Linked DNA regions of Homo sapiens: region 2 is linked to region 1. A link is an interaction called in ENCODE POLR2A ChIA-PET data of the cell type or tissue named here. Cell type or tissue: GM12878. All regions are shown on one strand.

The links. ChIA-PET counts read pairs that join two places held together with the same protein. Peaks named below come from ENCODE experiments on the same cell type or tissue, not always from the same donor. Only the 100,000 strongest peaks of a DNase experiment are listed, where the experiment ranks them.
Region 2: POLR2A ChIA-PET joins it to region 1 with 5 read pairs; 1 of 35 experiments calls an interaction of 5 or more read pairs at or near these places.

What each region holds. Positions count from the first base shown.
Region 1 is chr2:241,085,166-241,090,165 of GRCh38, reverse strand. SNED1 (sushi, nidogen and EGF like domains 1) reads right to left here. Exons shown (of 32, transcript NM_001080437.3): 30 at 2,691-2,774; 31 at 1,764-1,801. The coding sequence ends at 1,765. It also overlaps a transcript of MTERF4 not described here. Among named protein-coding and RNA genes, the nearest start is that of MTERF4, 15 kb to the left of the region's middle. In GM12878, no CTCF peak of the experiment used is centred here; a DNase peak (open chromatin) is centred at 2,205; H3K27ac peaks cover 2,903 bases.
Region 2 is chr2:241,374,323-241,379,322 of GRCh38, reverse strand. All of the region lies in intron 2 of FARP2 (FERM, ARH/RhoGEF and pleckstrin domain protein 2), which reads right to left. Among named protein-coding and RNA genes, the nearest start is that of FARP2, 21 kb to the right of the region's middle. In GM12878, no CTCF peak of the experiment used is centred here; a DNase peak (open chromatin) is centred at 4,562; H3K4me3 peaks cover 1,339 bases; H3K27ac peaks cover 2,726 bases.

The DNA of each region.
Region 1 (5,000 bases):
TTTGAACATCCGTACAGTGTGTTTGTATTTTAAGCTGTTATTAAAAAGAGTTAAAAAGTAAAAATTAAAAATGTATAAAGTAAAAAAGTTACAGTAAGCTAAGGTTAATTTCTTATTGCAGGACTAATTTATTATTGTGCAACTGCCAGTCCTGCGCATTCCAGCTACGCTAAGCGCCCTGCCCAGGTATACCATTTTTTATCTTTTATATCTATTTTTACTGTAGGTTTTCTACGTTTAGATACACACACACTTGGCACTGTGTTACGACCGCCTACAGTATTCAGTAACACGCTGTGGTGTGTAGCCCGGGAGCATGGGCTCTGCCACACAGCCTAGGTGCGCAGTACGCGGTGCCATCTAGGTTTGTTCTAAGTATGCGCTATGATGTTCGCCCAGATGAAATTGCCTCACAAAGCATTTCTCAGAATGCATCTCCATTGTTAAGTGATGCTCGGCTGTAGGAAATTGCTTACAAGCCTGGAGTGTGCTTAGTGTGTGTGTCTTTGGAGGGTGAGGTGGGAGCGGGAAGTGATTCCCTCGAGTCAACAGGAAGTGAATGCTGCCGGCTACTCTCTTATGGAGAGACTTTCCACATCCGAAGAGGCAGATGCATGCACTCTGTCATGGCCAACTCAGAGCTCAAGTTCCTGCCATGTGCGGAGCTCCGGCCCAGACCTTTCCCCCAAGGGGGTGTGGACACTCTTCCTTTGGTGTGTGTGAGCCTATATCTGAAAAGCTGTTTTGCTTCTGTTTGTTTTTAAAGGTTCCTGAATGACATTTCTCCTTTATTTTTTTAGGCACGTAACAAAACATAGACCTGTTTTGAAGTGGCTTGTTACCCAAGGGTGCCTCACTCATCTGCGCCACCAGGAAGATGAACTGTGAGGGCTCCTATAAGGGGCAGGAAGAGCAAAGCTGTCCTAGGCCAACCAGAGATTCATCTTTCATGCAGTGACATGTTGATAAAAAATGATGGTCAGTATGAAACTGGTAACAGGTTGTAGATGGCTTTCTATGGTATATCCCAGTCTCTTGCAAACGATTGTGAAGAATGCCAGTGTTGTTTAAGATTCGGCAGTTTGTGTGGGGAGGTGGGGGCAGGATGGGGTTTGGTTGCCAAAAGAGTTTGGGAAATGCTGGCTTAAACAAAGGCGAGAGGAAGTTCCTTTCACGTCAGGATTTATGAATGCCTATGAGCCCAGTGTCAGTGACGACTTTCTAGCGGCGGTCTTCAACACTTTCTAAATATTAAGCGATCAAGGCCCCTGCCCCACTTTTAGTTCCAACAGAATGCCGTTCACAAGATCTGGGAGGCACTCTCTCAGCCCTCTCCTGGAGCCCCCGGAATTTCTCAGCAGCCCAGGCCCTCCCGCTGCCCGTGGCCCCTCCTCCCAGGTGCCAGGTGGTCTTCCAGCCTCTCCAAGGGCCCACCCCCCTGCCTCTTCCTCCCACTGCAGCTGATCTAGGGGTTTCTTGGCCACATTTCCCTTGAGAGAGAGTGGGATTTGCCCTATCCACAGAGAGCCTCATTTCCACCTGAAGGTGTATTTGTCAGTGGCTAGACCAGGTTCATGTCTGTTTCCCCTTGGGGACTTCTGAACCTTCCTGCCCGGGAGTCTGTAACACAGCAGCACAGGACCGCGCTTCCTTTAGCAGTGCTGAGTAAGCAGGCAGCGGCACTCTGAGATCCCGGGGCTGGGCAGTCGCCCCCCACTTCCCAGCAGCTCTGTGGTAGTGGGGCGGGAGCAGCAGGGACGTACCTTAAGATTTCTCCAGTGTCTGACTCTTACTTTGTTTCCTGAAATAATTAGAGAAAAGTCGTTTAATGAAAAAGAGACTGTGTACCTTGAATTCTACAGCTACCTCAGTCCAGGCTGCCTGCTGAGATCCTGTCTTTAGCTCACATACATTCCACGGTGGGGGACACCATTAGTCCAGACACCGCTGTGGAGATTAGCATTTTAGTTTGTGTGCGCCCGCCTGGCTTGAGGCAGTAGTTTAGGAATGACAAGGCTAGAAACCTGGCTGGCTGTGAGTCAGAGAGAGAGAGGATGGACGTGGGAGAAAGCAAGCAAAAGCTACCCTAGGGAAGAGCCGGTGACGTGCACAGGCCGAGCAGCACGGCTGGTGAGCTGCAGGCTGCGGCCTTGCCCGGACACTTGGTAATGCCAAACAAGTACGTGTGGCTACTCATTGGTCTATGAGGACGATGACAGGCTTCGACTCTGTGGTTTCTAAAGCATATAATATTCTCACGTACTTCTTTCAGCAAACGCCAAACAGTAGTAATTCTTGTAACTACCTTGAACCCTTTGTGGAAAGAACCTGGGTGTGAGTGAATAAAAAGTAAAGAGCGACGCGCTATATCGGCCATTAAATACTCGGGGCTGTCCGTAACACCCTGTGCTTCCCAATTGTAGCACCATGTTCTGTGTGAATATGCATAACCAGAGTGACCCCCCCCAGCACCCAGCATGCCCGGCTGTGCCCCTCTGGGTATGCTCACATGCACATATATGGACATACAGTTTCGTAGCAGAACGTGGCTGCCCAGGGGCTGCCTATCTGGGCGAGTAGACCGCCTGGCTCAGCCCACAGGCCTGCAGCATCCCATAGCACCCCGCCCTTGCCCCATCACCCTGTGGGCTACATGCAGGACACGGCATGGGCCTGCTCCCCAGAGGCACCTGTTTGGGGTCTTCTTGAGGCTTGTGCTTTCACAGCTCTCTTTGAAGCAGATGTCTTGGTGAACTCGGTAGACTCTTTTATACCTGTTGTCACAAGAAAGCTTTGTAAAACCAGACAGTGAAGCAAAATGTTGCCAACTGCTTAACCTAGGCTATGTGAACCCACAGTAAACCTGAAGGTGTTTGAGGGAAAAACTGCTATTTTCTGAATGAAACGTGACCTCCTATTGATGTATTAAAATGTCTAACATAAAGGTCATGTGATTTGTAATAAATTTATTGTGGTACAGTAATATGCATAAAATAAACCCATTTTAATGTGCATTCTGATGAGCACTGACAAAGGATATGGTACTAAAAATAAAATGTGAAATGTCAAAGACATGTCAGTGCTAGAGGCAGCCACCTGGCCGGAGGCCTGGGGAAGGTATGGCCTCGCTTTTCTGTTTTTCTGGGTATTTCACAGAGAAGTTTGAGGAGTGTTGGGGATTCGGGATTCGGATGTAGGCATTGTAGAACAGGAGACCCGATTTCATCTCCTGCCTCTTCCATTTATTAACCAGGCTACTTTGAGCAAGTCTCTTCAAGTTTTAAGCCTCGGTTGCAGGTAAAAATGGGACCTACTCATACCATCTCTCTTACAAGTTTGTAGATAATAATGGATGGGAAGGCGTTTTGTCTTTTGTTAAAGTTCTCAAATGTCAGAGCTGTTTAAAAGGGAAATCCAAGGAGTTCAGCAGGCAAAGCTCCAACTCATATGCTAAGTCTCATAGAACCTTTAGGATCGAAAACCTGTGGTAAGACTTCCATTTCTGGACATGAAAGAGTAACAGAATCTGGAATTAACCTCCCAATGTGAACAACCAGAGAACTGGACAAAATATAGTAAGTAACTGTATGTCAGATGTTAGAAAACAGACAACACGAGACTGTAATCCCTGAGAGAGGAGAAACAGATGAGATGAGTCCTGTGGTCAGCCTGGAATTCAGCCTAGAGAAGTTTTTGGATGGCATCACAGAGAAAGGGGATCCAAGCAGTGGTCACACTGAGTTGAGGAAACAGAGATTGAAGTTGGGGAGACAGAGGCAGCTGGAATTTGTGGGGCAGTACTGAAGAGGAGGGAACTATGCAGAGGAGGAACTCCAGAATCTGTGTAGGGTCCCCTTGGGCCTGTGGTTGGAAATAAAGCTGTGCATGCATAGGGTGAATCCCCACAAGGCAAAGAAGAACTACTGAGGAGTTGAACGATTTCCAGAGCCAGAGTAGAGAGATCTTGTTTATTAGGCCATCCATAGAAACCCCAGACAGGGCCAGGTGCGGTGGCTCACTCCTGTAATACCAGCACTTTGGGAGGCCAAGGCGGGCCGATCACTTGAGGTCAGGAGTTTGAGGCCAGCCTGGCCAACATGGTGAAACCCTGTCTCTACTAAAATACAAAAATTAGCTGGGCATGGTGGTGAGTGCCTGTAATCCCAGCTACTTGGGAGTCTGAGGCAGGAGAATAGCTTGAACCCAGGAGGGCGGAGGTTGTAGTGAGCTGAGATCGCTCCACTGCACTCCAGCCTGGGCGACAGAGCAAGACACTGTCTCAAAAAAAAAAAAAAAAAAAAAAAAGAAACCGCAGAAAGGCCATGCCATAGAACTAGGGCAAAATTAACCCCAGAATAAAGGCTACTCCAAAGCCACCTAAAACAAGCCTCAGAAGGATCAAACTATACTCAGATAATGCCTTGCAGAGAAAAAACATTCTTGAAAAGAAAACAAACAAACAAACAAATCCAGCGTCAGTAACATAAAACTTACAATGCCCAGCATCCAATAAAAAACTATAAGACATTCAAGAATCATTTGAATAATCAAAAAAGTGACCCATAACCTAGAGAAAAATAATCAAATAGAATAAGACCCAGACATGAGAGTGATGACAGAAATAGCAGATGAGGACCTTAAAATATCTATTATAAATTTGTTCCACATGTTCAGTGAGCTAAAGGAAAATATAAAGATAATGAAGATAGAAATTGGAGCATCTAAGAAACAACTAAATGAAACTTCTGGAGATGATAAAACACAGTATTAATAAAACTTTTGTTGAACAGGATTAATGGTAGATGCTGCAGAAGAAAAGATCAATGACCTTGAGTGCATAGCAATAGAATCTGTCCAAAATGAAAAGACTGAAAAAGTTGAGAAGAGCTGCAGTGACCTGTGGGACAATATCAGTCTAATACACGCATAACTGGAGTCCCAGAAGTAGAAGAAATGGAGGGACAGGAAAAATATATGAAGAAATAATGGCAAAAATTTTA
Region 2 (5,000 bases), 290 kb before region 1:
CATCCCAGGTTGTTCTTTTAATCATTACATATCTCTTCTCCATAATACTAACTTTCAGATAATAGAAAACCTTTAAATCGCATTAACTCCTAAACCTAAGAGTTAATTATGAATTAATGAGAGTATAATTGTTCTAGACATCTTACCCTCTAAAGATCTGGGAAGACTTTCTAGAACGGGGTCTCAGTTATGCACCTCAACTCTCCTTCCACTGCATCCAGCAATGGAGTTAGACACTTTTCACACCTGGCATGGTTTGGAGCTGAAAGTATTTCTACCCGATGACTTAGCACACAAGACAAGGCAAGCTGACACACAACTTTCAGATGGTTTTAAAACAATTATGGCTCAAAAACAAGATTCTTTAGAGCTGAGGCCAGATTTCTATGTTCAAAACCACAGAATTTGTTTAATCAACTAAAAACAAATCAAGACTTTCCTAGATAAAAAAACTAGTCACTGACCTTTGATTAGCTAAATATCCCATTAATAAATGCCAAAAGTGGCTTAAAATAAAACATAATTGAAGTCAACATCCACAAATAGGCCTCCACCCTAAATACATCATACAGATTTCTCTCCTGATCAAAAATCAGTTTACGAGTTGGCTTCTGGCTAGGTGTGGTAGCTCACACCTATAATCCCAGCACTTTGGGAGGCTGAGGCAGGAGGATTGCTAGAGACCAAGAGTTTGAGACAAATGGGTAATGTGGGGAGACCCCATCTCTACAAAAATTTAACAAATTAGCCAGCATGGTGGTACACGCCTGTAGTTCCAGCTACTCAAGAGGCTGAGGCAGGACGATCACCTGAACCCGGGGAGGTCAAGGCTGCAGTGAGTTTTGACTATGCCACTGCACTCCAGTCTGGGTGACAGAGTGAGATCCTGACTCAAAAAAAAAAAAATAGGCCAGGCATGGTGGCTGGCACCTGTAATCCCAAAACTTTGGGAGGCCGAGGGGGGGAGGCGGATCACTTAAGGTCAGGAGTTCAAAACCAGCCTGGCCAACATGATGAAACCCCGTCTCTACTAAAAATACAAAAAAAAAAAATATTAGCCGGGCATGGTGGTGGGCGCCTGTAATCCCAACTACTCAGTAGGCTGAGGCAGGAGAATTGTTTGAGCCCAGGAGGCAGAGGTTGCAGTGAGCTGAAATCATGCCATTGCACTCCAGCCTGAGCGACAGAGTGAAATTCTGCCTCAAAAAAAAAATAATAAAATAAAAATAAAAATATCATCTCAAACCACAATGAGATACTACTACACACCTACTAGGATGGCTAGAATAAAAAAGTCAGAAAAAAATAAGTGTTGGCAAATATGTGGAGAAATTGGAACATATAACATTGCTGGCAGGAATGCAAAATGGCACAGCTACTTTGGAAAACAGTCTGGCAGTTCCTTTAATGATTAGACCTAGATTTCCCATGTGACCCAGCAATTCTACTCCTAGGTATTCTGTCAGTCCTCTGTATCCACAGGTTTGGCATCCACAGATTTGATAAATCCACCTGATGATCAAAAAGGATAAAAACAACCCCACCAAAATGATAAAAAGTAATAGTACAATGAGAGATAATAGAAAAAAAAAGTCAATACAGTATAACAAGTATTCACATAGTGTTTCCATTGTATGAGGTATTATAAGTAATCTAGAGATGAGTTAAAGTACACCAGATGGCCAGGCGCAGTGGCTCACGCCTGTAATCCCAGCACTATGGGAGGCCAAGGCAGGTGGATCACCTGAGGTCAGGAGATCGAGACCATCCTGGCTAACAAGGTGAAACCCCGTCTCTACTAAAAATACAAAAAATTAGCCAGGCGCGGTGGCGGGCGCCTATAGTCCCAGCTACTCGGGAGGCTGAGGCAGGAGAATGGCGTGAACCCAGGAAGCGGAGCTTGCAGTGAGCCGAGATTGCGCCACTGCAGTCCGCAGTCCGGCCTGGGCGACAGAGCGAGACTCTGTCTCAAAAAAAAAAAAAAAAAAAGAAACCAACAAAACATCAAAATTTCCCCTATGTTAAAAAGGCTCCTGAAATGTAAACTTCCAATATCAACTTGGGGAATCTGCACAGCACCACACAATGTCAGTGTTTTCTGGCCATGAGAATACAGAAGAAGCTAGTGCTTTTCAAGTTTAATATCAGCACATCTCCCTGGAAGAACACTACTGTTTAAGACTTAAGTGAAATGATAATCTAGTAAACTGACAAATAAGATAGGTGCATATGGCCAGAAAACCCCAAAACAAAACAAAATTGAATTCCTGAGGTTAGAAAACACTGCTATAGAGGGAAAAATTCAAAACATTCTTAAAGTCTGTTAACCAAATCTAACTTTCGATTTCATTCATTTAACACGTTTACTCAGCAAGGCCCTGTTCCAAACACCAGAGGCACAGAAGTAGATACAATACAGCCTTTCCTTCCCAGAACTTGCATTTCAGGAGCAGGGAGACAGCAAGCAGGCACTAGGATGTGGTGTCTTCACCAAGACAGACCTGCCCAGCCAGGGGTCTCACTGCTCAGTGCACCCGACACCCTGTAGCCGAATGTCTGCCTCAGTCTACAGGTCCAACAGCAAAAACCACCTGACCACAGTCTGTCTCTTGGTTCCAATGTAAAGTCAAGAGGCAGAAAGACAGAATACGAATGAGACAAGTGGACAAACGACAGCAAGACAGTGATGGTGGGCTCGGGTCAGGCAACCAGCCTTGATCCAAAGACAACAAGGAAGGGGGGCGGGACAAGCCTGCCTCTGTGGGGCTATGCAGGGTGGACTTCCCCAGGAGGGGGACTCTGCCCACTCAGGGCAGGCCCTACACACCAGCCCACTGACACCAAACCTTAGAGTGGCACAGACAATTGCACTTCCAGAGGCTGTATCCTGGTACACTGGCAATATTTGTCAGGGTAGATTACAAAAAATGCTCACCAATTCCTGGCCGCTCTCTCATCAAGGTGCCTCTACTTCTCCACCCCTCGAATCAGAGCTAGCCTGGTAGCTTGCTTTGATTAATAAAATGTGGCAGAAGTGACAATGGACAAACTCCAAGCCAAGAGCCCAAAGGACACTGCAGTGCCCACTTCTGGACTGAGAACGTTTCTGTGACCACAAAAATGAGGCCAAGTGGGCTGGAGGGAGAATGAGATTCTGCACATGAGGTTCCAACCAGGGTGCCAAATGTGTGGGTAAGGCAATCCCAGGTTGCCCAACCCTCCAAGTCAGCCTAGTAGAGCCTCCAAACCAACAAACAGACCTGTGATTTAAGCTCCATGTTTGGGATGGTTTGTTACTTAACAAAGCTAACTGATGCAGTTGTGGAGGACAGGGTACTTGGAAGCAGAATACAACCAACTTACAATATATTGAATTTTAGCTCTCCCTAAAGGTGTGTATCAGCAGGCAACACAATGTAAAAAATACCCCAAGCTGGCACAGTGGCTCACACCTGTAGTCCTAGCTACTTGGGAGGCTGAGGCAGGAGGATCACTTGAGTCCAAGAGTTAGAGGCTGGCCTGGGGAACATAGCAAGATCCTGTCTCTTAAAAAAAAAAAGTACCCCATCCAACCCAGGATATTCAGAATATGCAAGACCATTTTCTTTTGCTTCAGATAAAAGTTCTTTAATTTCTGGTAACTCTGCCAGATATCTCAAATACCAAACATGACGGTTATATTTAACTGAAACCATAATCTCAATTTATTAAAACTGACAAGCTCTAAATATTGTAAAACCTTCACAAAATGGCATCTCTTATTTTCTTAGGTATAAAATGACTCATACTCAGTAAAGGTGAATTTCTTAGAGAAGAATTTACATCTTATTTATGACTCAACAACAAATGTGTGCTTTTTTCTTCTGGGTCCTAGTTTTAGTTGATAAAGTCCAGTAGGCAGAACAAAAAAAAAAGACACTCTAAAAGTAAACCTATTAGTACAATTATTTTTCTTTCACTTTTTTTCTCTTAAATTTTGCACCTATTACAAGCCTAGACAATGGTAAATGTGTTTATTGGAGGATGACTACATGGTGGAAATTCCTCCAAACACTTGATTGAAAAGATTTGGGGCTGGGCGCGGTGGCTCACACCTGTAATTCCAGCACTTTGGGAGGCCGAAGCGGGCGGATCACGAGGTCAGGGGATCGAGACCATACTGGCTAACATGGTGAAACTCCGTCTCTACCAAAAACACAAAAAAAGAAATAAGCTGGGCATGGTGGCGGGCGCCTGTAGTCCCAGCTACTCGGGAGGCTGAGGCAGGAGAATGGTGTGAACCCGGGAGGCAGAGCTTGCAGTGAGCCGAGATCATGCCGTGGCACTCCAGCCTGGGTGACAGGGCAAGACTCCGCCTCAAAAAAGAAAAAGATTTGGGAGCCTAATTAAGTGTCCAGACTTTAACCTATTTCCTACAGGAAAGTCACCCAAGAGCTGGTGAAAGGGCAGCCGACTGCTACTCTTCAGGGTTCAAAGGTTGCCCAGCTTCAGACCTCCTTCTCTGCAACAGAAGTGATGTGGGAAGTTGGACAGACAGGTCCTACCAGTTTCAGTTACCATGGCCCTGATGAAATTATCTTTCACTTCCTCCTCAGATAAGCACTTCAGAAAAGCACCCAGGTTCCCTGAGTTCTTACACCCTCCATACTTGCCTTCAAACAACACTCAAACCCAGAGACCACCTTGCTCAGAGCTTCACTGCCCCACCCACCAAGCTCCCCTCCTCTGTGTTCCCTCTTCCCTCCTTCCCACCCCATGCAATGCATTCCGCAATAAGGTCCACAGCTCAATAATAGTTTTGTTTTCTGTGTGGCATCTTGACTCCTCAAAAGAAATTCCCAAGTGTAAATAAACCTCCTGCTAGTTTAAATTCATTCTCTTGTCCTTACTTTTGTGCCATTAAGAGCAAGAAAAGCTTCTAAAGATGTTACTTGAAAGCCAGAAAAAATTAGAAAAAAGAGAATGTATTTGTGTATTACATATGAAAATAAATAATTTTA